3 separate regions of the Mus musculus genome follow, and regions 1 and 2 are each linked to region 3. A link is a loop called in an ENCODE intact Hi-C map of the cell type or tissue named here. Cell type or tissue: heart. All regions are shown on one strand.

Region 1 (5,000 bases), 820 kb after region 3:
TTTGGATTTACTGGTCATAAAAGCTATGCATATCTTACATAAGGCTCTCATTTTAGGCCTCTTTGGTCTGTGTCCTAACAGATAAATCCAAATACAAGAAATATAGGTGAGAACTAACAGATGGCAACTTACTTGTCATAAATATTATTACTTGTCATATATATTATAAAGACTCATTTTTAGGCAACTTTGGGCTGCAGAGTGGATAATGAATGGCTTCTCAAAGGGAAGTTTTATTAATTAAACTACTTTCTTTATTGGTAATATTAAAAACAGTTTGTTATCATCTTTAATTATTTTGGTATTCCGAATTTAACCAACTGACATTTTGTAACTTGAAGCTCTTGAGTTTCTTGAATTATTAATTGTATATATACATTTTATCCATTTTCACAACTGTGGGGATTACAAATCAATAATTTTTAATATGTTAGCATGAAAATACAGATCATTACTTTCTCGACATGAACCAGGTACTTTAAGTTTGTCATTTTCGTATTTGCCCATTATAAACTCAGGCAGATCTAAGAATTGAGTAAAGTTTTCATCTTTGGATCATATGTAGATTTTCCTCTTTCCCAGATCTGAGGGGATACATCAGCAAGTAAGCATGGGTTATTTTCCCGTAGAGAGAATCTATAAAAATAAATTAATAAAACTGACAAAACAAATGAATAAACAAAAAAACACAGTTTCTCACACCTGGGAAGGAGCTGTTTTTCTTATGTTTCAATGAGGAAAGCCATCTCTCCTGCAGATAGAGGCAGTTATCACGGCTGTGGTGCTAAAATGAAGTCATCAGACTGCTTAAAACATTGGGAGAAAATTAAAGAACTTTCTATTTTAAAATCTCCCCATGAGGTTTCTGTTTTGTCTTGTTTGTCAAATCACATCTAAAATATTTTGAATTGAATGTGTCTTTGATCGCAATGATACAATCCAAGAAATGTGACCACACTTAAATTCACCTTGATGGTGTCCCTGTGATCTTGTACTTTATGAAATTTTTAAATTTGTAAGACACCTGCAAAAATGAAAATAAAAGTACCTTTAATATTTAAAGAGTGCGACAATTTATTTTTCCCCATAAAAAATACACTAACTAGCTAAAAGTGAAACTTGTTTTATTCGCCAAAAGGTTGTTTTACTTATATAAAGTTGTGTTTGAAAGGGTCCGATCTGATATTCTAACATGTTTGAATTCCTAACATTGATGGCTAAAGGGGAAAACCAAAACCAAAACACCCAGAAATATAGCTGACTACAATTTTCTTATACATTAAGCAATATTTTACATAATTCTCAAGGAAAGTAATTTGATACTTTGTATCACACTATCGGGGTCTATGACAGATGATCAGTATTTTGTAGGTGATTTCTAAAAAGACGAGACTGCTTTAGGTGACAGTGTGAGTGGTTTACCTAATTGGATATTGATTATTCCCCCAAAAGCTTCTGTGCTGAATGCGTGGCCAGGATAATGCTGATGCTAAGTGTTCAGGTCACAGAAATGTGCCCTCTTATGTGTCCCGAGCTGAGCAGCAGCAGCACCGGGCTCCATGTCTCCTGTCAAGGAAGTGAACAGTTTCCTCTGGTACAGGCTTCCGACCACGCCACTCGACCCCAAAGCCTGCAGACTGCCGGTTCTTGAGACGGAACATCAAATGCGCTGGGACAAAATAAAATGTTCTTCCTTGTAAGTTAATTATCACAAGGGTTGCACTACAGCTATGCACAACTGTTTGTCACACAGGTATCTAAATACGAGTATAAATCTTTCTGCCATGCAGGTATCAGAGTTTCTCTTATCTATTTCATTTTGATGAATCGAGAGTTTCAATGTTCTTTCACATTGTCTTTACTCAAGCAACATTAAAAAAAAAAAAAAAAAAAAAGCCAAGCCACCTCTATCAGCTGGTTTAGACCTCCCTCTAGTGGCAGACTCAATTTTGAATAGAATCGCATTTGAAATCGTTGAATGATTTTCTTGGTAATCGAAATAAATCGTTAAATGTCAGGCTACTAGAAAACAAAGCTTAAGCAGGAAACTGGAGGCATTTGTTGTTGTTGTTGTTGTTTTATTGATAATGGAGAGGTTTTCTGTTACCATTACCGTTTGATTGAATCTGTTCAACAAAAATAGACATCGAAACAAATGTACGTGCAAATACAACGAATTGAAATACAAAAAATTAATAATAATTTACTAATGACGGGTCTTGCATTAAGACCAAGCAGCAGGGAAACAGATCAATGGTATTATTAAATAGGTTCCACTTTGAAATCTCCCATATCAATAAAGAATAAACAGCAGTGACACCACCGAATAAAGCCACAAGGAAGAGATTACTCATCTTTACTTTTTATACACTATATATGTTAATCATTCTGTCTTTATTTCCTCTGATGAAAGTGAATTCAGGGAAGTCACAAAAAAATGGTTATTTCAGCTAAAGGCTCGTAATAACAGACTTGAGTCTGGCTAATGCCCTGTTAACAGTGATTTTTAAAATGGGGGTAGGTTATGGGGTTCTGCCCCTCCACCCCACACCCCAGTGGAAATGGAACTCAGACTCTACAATGGTTGACATTCACTGTCCAGTGTTGGCTATTTGAATGAACATGTAGTTTTTAGTAAAGTGTGTGTATATGCATGTGTGTTTGTGTGTGTGTGTGTTTCTTGGTCCACAGGCAACAAAATTAGGTAATGGTTTTCATAATATAAATTGTTAAAATCATTGCATTTGACTCTTGTAAACAGTTTGGCTTTGTTTTCTTTTGAAACAGGTTGAGCCATCACAGTGCTTCTGTAAGGAGAGAGAGAGGGTGTCACATCCCTGATGGCCTTTAAAGGTCATTTTGGGCTCCAGGTTTAATCACATGATCAGAGGCAGGTGTTCAGCTTTAAGGTTTGACAGACTTGAAGGAGAAGCATGTCGAAGCATGAAACACACTTCTAAGGAACATATTGATTGACCATTACAATTCAAAAAACCGTATAAATGGTGAAATGGTAAAATACAAACAGTACTTGGAATTGTTCAGTTTGCACTCGAGACTCCATGAACCATATATTTTATTTTTTTAAAAAATCATATTTATATCCATTTACAGAAGACTTACACATTTAAAAAGAAATGGTACACAGCAATACATAAATGCCTATTATATTACAACATGAAGAAAAACAAGTGGTTCCATCTCATAAAGGCATCAGACGTACGGAAGTTATGACGTAGATGATGCTCTTATATCAGATAACTTAAGCATTTTTATTACAATCATAGTAAACTAATCAGACTCAATACCCAACTCCCCCCAGAGTCACATATTTAATGTTTGGTAAACCGTTACTTATATTATTCCCTTAGGATTCAGTCTTCACAAAGGCTTCTCCATTTGTCTTCCTAGGTGGTAGTGCACTTTAGGTCGTGTAGACTGAAAAGATGACATCTGAAAGGGGACATACAGCATGAGCTCACTGTCAACTCCCAGCCAATAGACCCCACACCTTTGCACTGGCAGATATCTCCATGCAGCTTGTATAGGCCTGTCCTAGAACCCCAGCACAAGGAACGGTATGGAGGATGTAACTTAGAGTAGATGGTGTGACATTTACTAGTCTCCACTTACTTATTTACTTATTTATATTTTCAGGAGCATGAAGTAGACCTTATTCAACTTCAGGGAAAATATGGGTGTACTATAAGTGGTATAAAATGTCAGCATGCCTTCTCAAGTTTCTTTAGGTTGCTAATTTTTAAATTGGGTGGAGTTGGCATATTCCATAGGATAGATTTATATTCTAGTTCATATATTTTAGAGTTTTAAAAAATGATGCTTTTCTTTGATCATTATAGAACATAAAACAGCATATTTGATGTCTCTGTATGAGCAGTATGTATTACACTATAGATTCCAGCCATGACATCACATAGAAACAAATCTCACATTACTATTACTGACACAACAGACTAATATAAAGTATACTTAGGCTTACTTTTCATAATGACCATTTTAATTTCTCACTAAAATAAAATAAATATTGTCTTTTATTATCTTGTTAATATTTTTATTCCTTTTAGTGGTTAAAACTAAAAAAAATATGAACTAGAATAACATGCAGGAAAAAAATTGCAAATAGTTCAAGATAAATTCTACTCATGAGTCTAGAGCTAAGCAGCAAGCACTACTGAACATATTAGTCATTTATGAGCTAGTAAATTATTAAGTTTCTGAGAAAATTATTATGCTATGTGTTGGATGTTATAAACAGTGTTATGAAAAGTCTCTTATTTTAGCTAAATGATTATATATTGCAGGCCATGACTAATGAGACCAAATTTTGTATCACAAAATGTTTGTCTCATTGTACCATTTTGAGAAATTAAAGTATTTGTCTGAGTGCTTTTTTTTTGTTTTCTGCTTTCTTAATTAGTGACCCACGGAAGGCAGCATGTCAGCCTCTTTGTTCGTCTCCCAAGAGCCATGATGTGTTGTACATCGATGTTGATCCAAGGCTGTTTACTCATAGTAAAAAGCACAGGCAGACTGCTGCTCTACCCTTTCCTTCTCCCATCTCTGGGCACAATAGAGTTGAAAACTATTTTCTTTCAAATATCAGCTCATTGAATATGATAGAATAGTTTGGTATATCCAAAATTTAGGTTAATATATTTTTCACCCATTTAAAGTTTATAAATCTAGGAAACCAGTTTTACATATATGGAATATTTACTATAAAATTTCATGTTGTATTGATATAGCAATATTTCCCACCGATTAGCATTTTCTCATAAATATTATATCTTATATGTGTATAATGAAGTTTCATGCTATTTCTACTCCTAATTCTTATAATTTTTTCTATATTATACTTCCCAGGTTCTTAAAATTTATACTTGATTTCAGCAAATATAAATCATAGTGATAGGAAATAAGATGTTGTGATTTGTATAATTTTATATTCAACTTTGTTGTTAATATTAATCCACATCTAA
Region 2 (5,000 bases), 300 kb after region 3:
ATGGAGGCGAACTTGAAAAGATTTCTAATCTTGGGTATTGATGCTTTATTTGGAGATGAGAAGCTGTCTCCCTCATCATTTCAACATGTCAATTGGATTGTCTTTCTTATGTATTTCGAAGCTTCAACTGTAATGGGTTTCCAAACAACCCCTCAAATGGCTCACAATTAAGTTGTCCCTCCTTGTCTTCCTCTCTCTCCCCTCCCCCCAATTTGACCATCTTGTTCCAGCACCCCTTCCTATCCATCTATAACTATCTATGAACTATCTATTCATCTTCCAAGGGAAATCTCTTCCTTCTAATCCCTTACTCTGTACATACTCTCTTTGGCTTTATGGATTATAGATTTCTTAACAGATAACATCAACAGATGAGTGAATACATACCGTATTTGCCTTTCTGGATCTGGGTTACCTCATTCAGGATGATTTTTTTTTCAAGCTCTATCCATTTACCTGTGAGATTTGTAATTTTAATTTAATTCGTAATTTTTTCATAGATAAATAATATTCATTTGTATAAATGTACCATACTTTTTAATCCATTTATCCATTGATGGTTGTTTAGATGGCTTACAATTTCTGGACATCATGACTTATACAAACACCAATAAACATGTTTGTATAAGTGGCTCTGTAGTTGAAGGAAATGTCCCTTGGGTATATGTCCTTTTGGGTTAAGCTGTACAATGAGGTAGATTAATTCCCATCTTCCTGAGGAACTGCCATGCTGATTTCCATAGCAACTATACAAGTCTACACTTCTACTAGCAATGGATGTGTGCTCCCCTTACTCTACATCCTTGCCAATCTAATCTTATTTGTTTTACTGATCATGGCCATTCTGACGTAGGTAAAATGAAATCTCAACATAGTTTTTGATTTGCATTTCCCTGATGACTAACAATGTTGAACATTTGGGGTTCTCATTCATTCTTGTATTATCTTTTGATATTTCTGTTTATATCTGTACCCCACTTTTAATTGGGTTATTTGTTTTCTTGATGACCAGGTTTTTTGTTTGTTTGTTTGTTTGGTGAGTTGGTTGGTTCTTTAGTCCTGTATAAGATGTGTAGTTGGAAAAATGTTTTTCCATTCTGTAGGCTGCAGCTTTGTCTAATAATGGTGTCCTTTGCCATGCAGAATCTTCATGGTTTCATGAGGTTTCATTTATTATTTATCTAAATGTCTGTGCTAAAGGTATTTTGTTTAGAAATTATTTTCCTGTGCCAATGGGTTCAAAGCTATTTCTGATTTTCTCTTCTATCAGATGAAATGTATCTGGTCTTATGTTAAGGTCTTTGATACATTGAGGTTGTGTTTGATAAAGTATGATTGATGATAAGTTTATCTCTATGTGCGCTCTTCTACATGAAACCACCCAGTTTGACCAGCACCATTTGGACAAGATGCTGTCCTTTTTCAGCATGCATTTCTGGATTCTTCATCCAAAATCAGATGACCATAGGTGTGGGGACTTATTTCTGGGTCTTCAGCTCAGTTCCATTGACCGACTTGTCTGTCTTTGTACCAACATCATGCAGATTTTGTTACTATAGTTACTATAGATCTATAGTATAATTTGAGATTAGGGTGGTGATGATCTCCAGCAGGATTATTTCATTAGCTGTCCTGTTTTGTTGTTGTTGTTGTTTCCATGTAAAGCAGAAATTGTCCTTTCAAGATCTATGAAGAATTGTATTGGAATTTTGATAAGAATTGCATTGAATCTGTAGATCACTTTTGGTTGGATGGACATTTTTACTATTTTAATTTTATTAACTTTGAGCATGGGAAATCTTTCCATCCTCTGTTATCTTCTTCAATGTCTTTTTTCAATGTGTTTAAGTTTTTAATCATACAAGTCTTTCACTTGAGGTTATTGCAAAAGGTATTGTTTCTCTGATTTCTTTCTTAGTTCATTCCTCATTTGTAGATAGTAACATTACTGATTTTTGTGAATTATTCTTTCCCCAGCCACTTTGCTAGTAAGGTTCATGAGCTGTAGAAGGTTCCCAGTGAAAATTTTAGTGTCACTTATGTATACTATCATACCATCTGTGCATAAAGACATTTGAGTTCTCTTAACAATTGTACTCACTTAATCTCCTTCAGTTCTTTTCCTGATCTAGGTTATACATCAGATGCTATATTGTCATTAGGTACAGAGAGGGGGCAACCTTATTTTGGTCCTGATTTTAGTATAAATACTTTGTGTTTTTCTCCTTAAGTTGGTGTTGAGTATAGGCTTGCTGTAGCTGTGTTTATTATATTAAGGAATGTACATTGTATCCCTAATCTATCCAGGACTTTTATTGTGAGGGGATGTTAGACTTTGTCAAGGAGAATCTTTCTTTCTAAATGAAAGAGACATTGGGTTATCCATGCCTACTATTTATTATTTTTCCTGTCATTTAGTAATGATTGACGAGCCTTTCTTTCAAGGCACTCGTCTGCTCCCTGGTGGTTAGAGAAAATATTGCACCCTAAAGCTCACCGTTCAAGGCTCCACTAAAATGATTTTAAATTCACATTCAGCATGCATTCCTTCAAATTTTTTTAGAGAGCATGTCTTACCATAAATTAAACCATTATTCTATTTATTCTGTTGATACTCTCTAAGTGTCGCTCTGATAATATCTTATACAGAACCATTTCTATTCACATAATTTCTAGTATGATCTAAACAATTGATCTAATTGTTAAGAAATAATGCAGTAGAAAAGGAAATTTAATATTTATTTCTGGATCTGTAAGGATACTTTGCCAATGTTTGTATTTATAAGGGCAAGATTTTCTGGCTTTTGTTTGTTCTTATTTTTGTGCACCCACTGGATAAGCACATGTACCACAAGGAAGCAATGGGCCTCCTTCTGCAACGACTGGTAACATTCTCTAATTTTTCCACATAAAATTTGTTCCATTGATTTATATACTATGCATATGTGAGTGTGTGTGTACATGCACATGTTGGCTTATGTCAAGGAATGAATGTGGATATCAGAAGACAGCTTGCCAGAGTCTGCTCCTTCCTTCCTCTACATACATCCTGGGACCTGAACTCAAGTGGCCAGGCTTGACAGTGAGAGCCTTTGTGTCCCCAGCCATATTTCTCTGGCCCCCTAGTCTCTATTTTAATGCTCAGTTTCTAAGCGGAATGGGTACTGTTCAGGGTTTAACCACTATTTGGAAAGCTATCTCTTCAACTTCTGTCTTCTTCTTGTCTGCTGTGTTTTTGTTCCTTGAACACAGTCATCAATTTAGAAACCCACTATTTTCCAAGGCAACAGCAAGTTACTGAAACCTTTACCCCAGGAGCAGCGGGATAGGATTCCTGATGAGACAATGTCTACCCTCCATCTGCTTCCTCCGGGTTGCCTACAGGGTCCACATTGGGCTTTCACATCATCTTACATTTCCACACAGTTTGCAAAGTGTAAGGCATTTTAATGAATTCATTGAAGTCACTATTCATTCTCATACTGCCACACCATGGAACCCAAGAAGGGAGTTCATAACACTTTGTTTATTAGAAATGAGCTAAGGGATCAGATTTTAAGTGTCCTCAATAACTTCTCTCCCTTCTCCCAAAGGAAACTCAGTTTTCTCAAGTAAAGACTAATGGAAGGGGTTTTGCATTTCAATAACCACATAAGCTTTTACATTCCCTATGCTGCTGAGAGGCCTATGTCCCTAGTAGAAGATACTTACTTATGCCTTTAAAGCTTGCTTCATCTTAGGTATTTAGCCATCATGGAACAGACATAACAAAGTCTAAACTACTTTAAGTGCTTTACGTCATTTGCATTTCGCTTCTTAGCACTCTGTTTGGTTTGGTTATTCTGTTTCATTTTATTTATTTATTTTTTGCACTTTTTTATTAGATATTTTCTTTATTTACATTTCAAATGTTATCCCGAAAGTTCCCTATACCCTCCCCCCACCCTGTTCCCCTACACCCACTCCCACTTCTTGGCCTTGGCATTCCCCTGTACTGGGGCATATAAATTTGCAAGACCAAGGGGCCTCTCTTCCCAGTGATGGCCGACTAGGCCATCTTCTGCTACATATGCAGCTAGAGACATGAGCTCTGGGGGTACTGGTTAGTTCATATTGTTGTTCCACCTATAGGGTTGCAGATCCCTTCAGCTCCTTCAGTACTTTCTCTAGCTCCTCCATTGGGGGGGCCCTGTGTTCCATCCTATAGATGACTGTGAGCATCGACTTCTGTATTTGCCAGGCACTGGTCTAGCCTATGGATATGTATATAAAACATATAGTTAAACAAAGATATATATACATATACATGCATATATATATTACATGCATATATATGTTATTATTATTAGCAATGCTGTCTAATAAAAGACAAAAGTACCACTATCAGACTTTCCCATGCCATATTAGCAGTGAGACATGAAATATTTGTGTTATATCTTTTTGTTCAGTAGTTCCCTGAAATGGAAATGACATGGGAATGCTGTGATATATTTTCATCCAATAGGAAAATGAAATTCAGCTTTGGTTAAACCTACAATAAACAGATCATTCTCAAAGAAACACTAAGGGTCCCTCCAAAAGCATATGTCAATGTAACAGATACATTTTGGCAGGTCCAACTTCACACCTCCTACCCAGAGAGGGTCTTGTCAACTGGATCCCCACTATATCTTTCTGCCCACAAAACGGTCTAGTTCAGTAGTTTTCTGTGTCATCGGGTCTCCCCTCTAGCCCCTGGCCCATCCTATTTCTTGAGCAGCCTGGACACCTTCTCTCACTTGGAATCCATATGATCTGCGCTGAAAACTCATCTAAGTGACATAAGATGTCTACGCCAAGGAGTTACAGCAGAGTCCTAAGAGGGCTGACCAGAGATTCCATCTTAGACACGGGGCATCCTACATGAACGTCTATGTGTTGAATGCGCTGCACTTGAGATTTGTACTTGTATGGATTATAGCAATAGACCACACTATTGAGTAATCTGTTCTTTGCAGAGG
Region 3 (5,000 bases):
TTATGTGACTCATCTGTGGTTGCTTTCATAGGTATTGGAAGTCAAAGATTGCTTTGCAGAAGGTGAGCAGAGAAGAGGGAGAGATGGGGAGAGATTTACTGATGGGTACCAAGTTGCAATCAAGTCGTGTCTTCCATATAGGAAAGTGTCCACAGACAGTGTTTCTACACTGCATTCTCAAAAAGACTCAACACAGGACTTTAAAGTTTTTCACCCATGAGAAGTAACAAATGTTTGAGGCAGGCATGTTTAACCTTATGCAACAGACACATGTAATGATATGAAGAATATCTCATAGATAGGTATAACCCTTGTGTCTTTATGCATCAATCAAAAGCAAATTAAACAAAACCAGTAAGTAACCAGCTATATCCCTCTACTTTCAAAAAGAATAAAGAATAACTAACTGGTATATTTTTATGGTATCTTGTGAGTTATTTTTAGTAATGAAAAATATCTTTTCCCTCTCATCCATCTCCTTACCATAAACAATAAACAAGAATGTTTTCAAGAACTCCTGAGATGTAGGGTTGAGGCAACACTGAAGTAAGTACCAACATGAACTAATGCACACATCTCCTCCAAACTGGATGCTGTCTCTACTCTTTTTTACTACACATCACACAGAAATAAAAATTAAAATTAAAATTAAGCAGTTATTCCTACCTTTTTTTCTAGAAGGAGAACATTTTTTTGAAACCAGAAGAACTAGAATATAATTATTTACATGATTGTCTTGTATTTAAAAATGTAAGAAAAATAATTCTAAAGTTGGGTCTCCTTTAGACAGGAAAACATCTGGGTCTTGCTCTAATGGAGTTATAATTGCACACTAATTCTGCACACGTAATTCCAGAAGCTACTTTACAACAGTTCTAATTGGTTACAATTCATTCCCTACTTGATTAATAAAAGCATTAACATTTTTATTGGTTTGGGAGATGTTAAGAGTAAAATAAACAGAAAGTTAGGGGTTGCATTGTTAAAATTACATAGCTTAGTAAGGAGAGTTATGTGACATTATATTGATGTATTGATCTCTGACATGACACAATTAGGTAGGTTCATCTTCACAAGGAAAAGTAACCATTGTAAAATTACCAGTGTCAGTATGTCTGGAAAGATACCCCAGTCACACTGTAACAGTCTCAAGTTTTTCAAACCTTGAAGATATTATTTTAAAAACGAAGAGGAAAGAATATTTGTATCTTCATATCTTAGGTCAAAGAATCAACATGGACTGCTCTTAACGATGTGTATGTCAGTAAAGAGCTATTGTGTTAAATGAAACTTTTGTCTATGTTCATTCATGTGTCTGTTAGCCCTGACTTTATTAGTTCAACAAATGTTTCTTTATTATTACATATACATACTAGACATAGCTTATATTTCTGTAGACTATTTTTGTCAACCACTTCGGTAGGCATCGGATTCTTGGGCCGATAGTGTTTTAATTGTGGTCTTCCCTTGATCAGTCCAGGATTGATATGCATGAGATCATTTTCACGACTTACAGCCTTATCCAACTCAAATCATTACTAACGCAGTTTTCTCCTGTGAGCTTCAGAAGTGCTCATTATATTCCTAATAAATGGTTGGTCTTTCCCACAGATGCGTCAGCGTTGTCGAGCTGAGTGCGTAATGTTCCTCCCCTCAACCTTATTCCACTTTCTGCAATTGTCTCCTTTCCTACAAATATAGAAATATAACCCAACGTGGACATTTGTTCTCTCTCACTCTTTCTACTCCATACACCTAAAGTTCTGATGCTAGTTTTATGAAAAGACATTGAAAGAGCTGAAGGTTTTGTTTAGCATCAGTGAAGTGAGGCTCGTGTGTGGCATTTTCTTCAGTTTTCTAAAAGTGTGGAGTGTCTCACAAACTCTCATCTGGTCAGTGGTTTGCTGAAAAACCCAACCCCTAGCACCAAAGCCAGTCAGCTCTACTCTTCATGATCATCACCTTTTCTAACACCCTGTTTTCCGTCAGAGGATCACCCCCGTGTAACAGAGAAACTAAGTTCTTCAGAGAAACCTGTTGTGGTTGTCACAGGTGAGCATGTGTGGAAGAGGATAGGTGGATGACGATATAAACATGACTTCATTCAGGTCCTTGGAGTAACATTAGATCTGAAGAATAAGTTGGCACATTTTAAATCAGTTGTTTAATTTCTCACTCAATGTGGTGAGTTGACCTCTAGGGGGCAGTCTCATCATAGGCGTTTCGGAAAATTCACTTCAGTACATTACCCGGGGTTGTTTTGAATCTTGTGTAGATCACAATTGTGAATCTATCATGTAATTAATCTTTATCTTTATACACTTTAATATAACACTGTATTCATAGAATGTAAAACATACATTTTTCAGGAAAAGCACGAATCCTAACAGTAGTGTGCATCCATACTCAATACACTCTATGTAGATAACCTTATTAATAACAGAATTTCACCATATAACATATATCCACTCTAAAGCTGAGCTAGGAGGGATCAAAACCCTTTCTGTGCATATCATAGTGCACATCCTATATTCACTGGGAATATTTGATGTTCTTTGTAAATAACAGCAAGTCTGGTTAATGTTTATCAAAAACAAAAGCCAAGTTTCACAAAGGAAAATATTTGCCTAGCTGGGTACTAGATAGTGTATATTTTATCTTTTTAGGATTTTGATAAAACACCCTTCAATTGCCAAAAGGCTGGTTACATGTTTTTGGAAGGTGCTTTCTCTTCAGGTGGCAGGTGCACTGGAAGGCAATATTCCCAGGTATGTAATAGTTTGATTAACATAGAACAAAGAGAAACGCGTGAGGACCGGCCTGTGTGCTTAATTTTTGGGTTCTCTGTGTATTGGCTGTAATCTGATAAACAGGAGTTGTGTCCAAGAATTAGGAATCCATTGCTGCTTTATGCTCTTAAGGTTTGGGGGGTGGGGAACATCTTGTATCATTTATCATTCACACAGTGAGTTGTTTTACAGCATCCGGGACTGTGATAGGCTCCCGAGACGGAACTTCAGCGACACAGAGCAACTCCACGTAGTGCTAATGCTGCGTGAGAAACTCTGTCACGTGGTTTTCACCCTGGATACTTGGGAGCACAGAGAAACTGCAACTAACCCAGTGGCAGGGGCCAGGGGTATCCTTGAAGACGGGCATGCAGGATTACAATGAAAGAGAAGGAGATAGCCACGAGGTGGAGACAGAAAGGGAGAAGGGTGCTGTAAACAGAAAAGGGCATCAAGAAGTCAGAGAGGGAAGGTGGGGAAGGCTTCATAAGACACTGGTGTGGGAACACGCAGAGGCAGCATCTAGGTCAGTGTGCAGGCAGAGCCTAGAAACATGAAGCTAAGCAAAGAACATAAAATGCCTCAGAGAGTACATTTTATTCACTAAAACTTTACTGTAAAGTGTCATGGAGTTTTTGAGACCTTAGAAAGATTCAACTCCTTGTCCTAAAACTCCGTGCAAACTCTGTGACCCATTTATTTTCGGGATCTTCCTCGATCTCTGTGTATGTGAGATTCAGTGTTATGTCTGATAAGCTTTACTTTAAAGTAAATGTTTACATATGTTTTCAAAAGTCACCTTCATAAAAATAAAGATCTGAAGTTATTTCATTCCAGGAATTTTGTTGGATACATTTTGTAATTGGTTTACCCTGATATTCTTTAAACATTGGGTATAAAGGTGACGTTGTGATGTGAAGGGGTTGCAGACTAGGCATCCTGCTTTGAACCACAGTTTCTTGAGAAGTTTAATTGTGTAGCCTAGGCTGTCCTCAAACTCATAATCCTCCTGCATCTGCCTCCTTCAGAAAATCCTACCTGCGTGCATACCTACATACCTGGCAACTCTGTTGTTTATATTGCTAAAGCAACGAACTAACATCAATATAGATGCAGTATCATTTTTGTGAAACTAAGTGATTATTAGAAGCACAATCAATTCTTTGAAGGTTACTTAAAGAAAAACAATGAACAATTTAAAAATCATATTACAGCTCTTATACATAGGAGCTGATGATTTATTGTTTTGTCTGAGAATGAGAGAAAGCCCAGAAGAATATGGAAGGAGGCAACAGAACTATAAAAAAGATATTATCAATTTTATGGGAATTTTGTGGTCACAAAACCCACAAGACTAACTATTTGGATAAACTGGATAAGGGAATAGGTTGAACTACCCTCTTCAGTTTTTATGATAAAATACAAAGAAGACTCCCCAATGTTACTCTTCCTGAATGATACATAACCCCCTGATTTCTTACCTCTTTCTAAATGTTTCATAACTTTGAAAATCAGAGAAATCATGTAAAGTTGGAACTTTCTTTTTAATAAATAGGAAACTGAGTTTCTCAGCCTCCCTATGCTGTGACCCTATAATGCTGTCCCTCATGCTGTGGAGACCCCCACCATAAAATCACTTTTGTTCTGCTTCATACCTGTAATTTGGCTGTTGTTATGAACTGTACATATCTGATATGCCATGTATCTAAAGTGTGACCCTCTTCATAAAAGGAGGTCATTTTTGACCTCCCAAAGGGGCCACGACCCCAGATTAAGAGCCACTGCCTTAGGTAACCTTCAACTTTAAGCCTTTGTACATGTATTTCTTTAGTTCTCATGGTCCTCTTCCAGAACCTCATGTGTGCCTGGCTCTCTTACCTCCCTACACACTTTGCTTAAAAACTCTATTTCTTTTTTCCATGAACCCTTGTCTTCAAATCTCTACTTAATAAGATGGCTTACTCCCTCTGAACTCCGTTATTCTGTCTCACCTTTTTTCTTTAGGACTTGTGCATAAAGTACTATATAATGTACTCTTTATTTTATGCATTATTTTTTGCCAGTTTCCACACATTAGAATATAAATGTCTCAGATAGAAGTATTATTTTGTAGATGCATTTTACCAGTGTGGAAGAGTGATGGCTGAAGAGAGTGTGCACACACATAATTAAAAAAAAAAAAGAACATTTCAAACAATGGGAACTTTGCTT

What was found. A loop is a pair of places that touch in the nucleus more often than their neighbours do. Peaks named below come from ENCODE experiments on the same cell type or tissue, not always from the same donor. Only the 100,000 strongest peaks of a DNase experiment are listed, where the experiment ranks them.
Region 1: a loop joins it to region 3, with 6 times the contacts of the local background. A loop is called at or near these places in 8 of 42 quality-filtered maps.
Region 2: a loop joins it to region 3, with 19 times the contacts of the local background. A loop is called at or near these places in 16 of 42 quality-filtered maps.

Annotation. Positions count from the first base shown.
Region 1 is chr10:106,929,576-106,934,575 of GRCm38, reverse strand. Ppfia2 (protein tyrosine phosphatase, receptor type, f polypeptide (PTPRF), interacting protein (liprin), alpha 2) reads right to left here. Exons shown (of 32, transcript NM_001205341.1): 32 at 1,108-3,453. Acss3 (acyl-CoA synthetase short-chain family member 3) reads left to right here. Exons shown (of 16, transcript NM_001142804.2): 16 at 1-1,059. Among named protein-coding and RNA genes, the nearest start is that of Acss3, 190 kb to the left of the region's middle. In heart, a CTCF peak has its summit at 1,942 (motif pointing left); no DNase peak of the experiment used is centred here; H3K4me3 peaks cover 307 bases.
Region 2 is chr10:107,440,448-107,445,447 of GRCm38, reverse strand. No RefSeq gene overlaps it. Among named protein-coding and RNA genes, the nearest start is that of Myf5, 43 kb to the left of the region's middle. In heart, a CTCF peak has its summit at 2,471 (motif pointing left); no DNase peak of the experiment used is centred here.
Region 3 is chr10:107,744,978-107,749,977 of GRCm38, reverse strand. No RefSeq gene overlaps it. Among named protein-coding and RNA genes, the nearest start is that of Ptprq, 28 kb to the right of the region's middle. In heart, a CTCF peak has its summit at 2,200 (motif pointing right); no DNase peak of the experiment used is centred here; H3K27ac peaks cover 265 bases.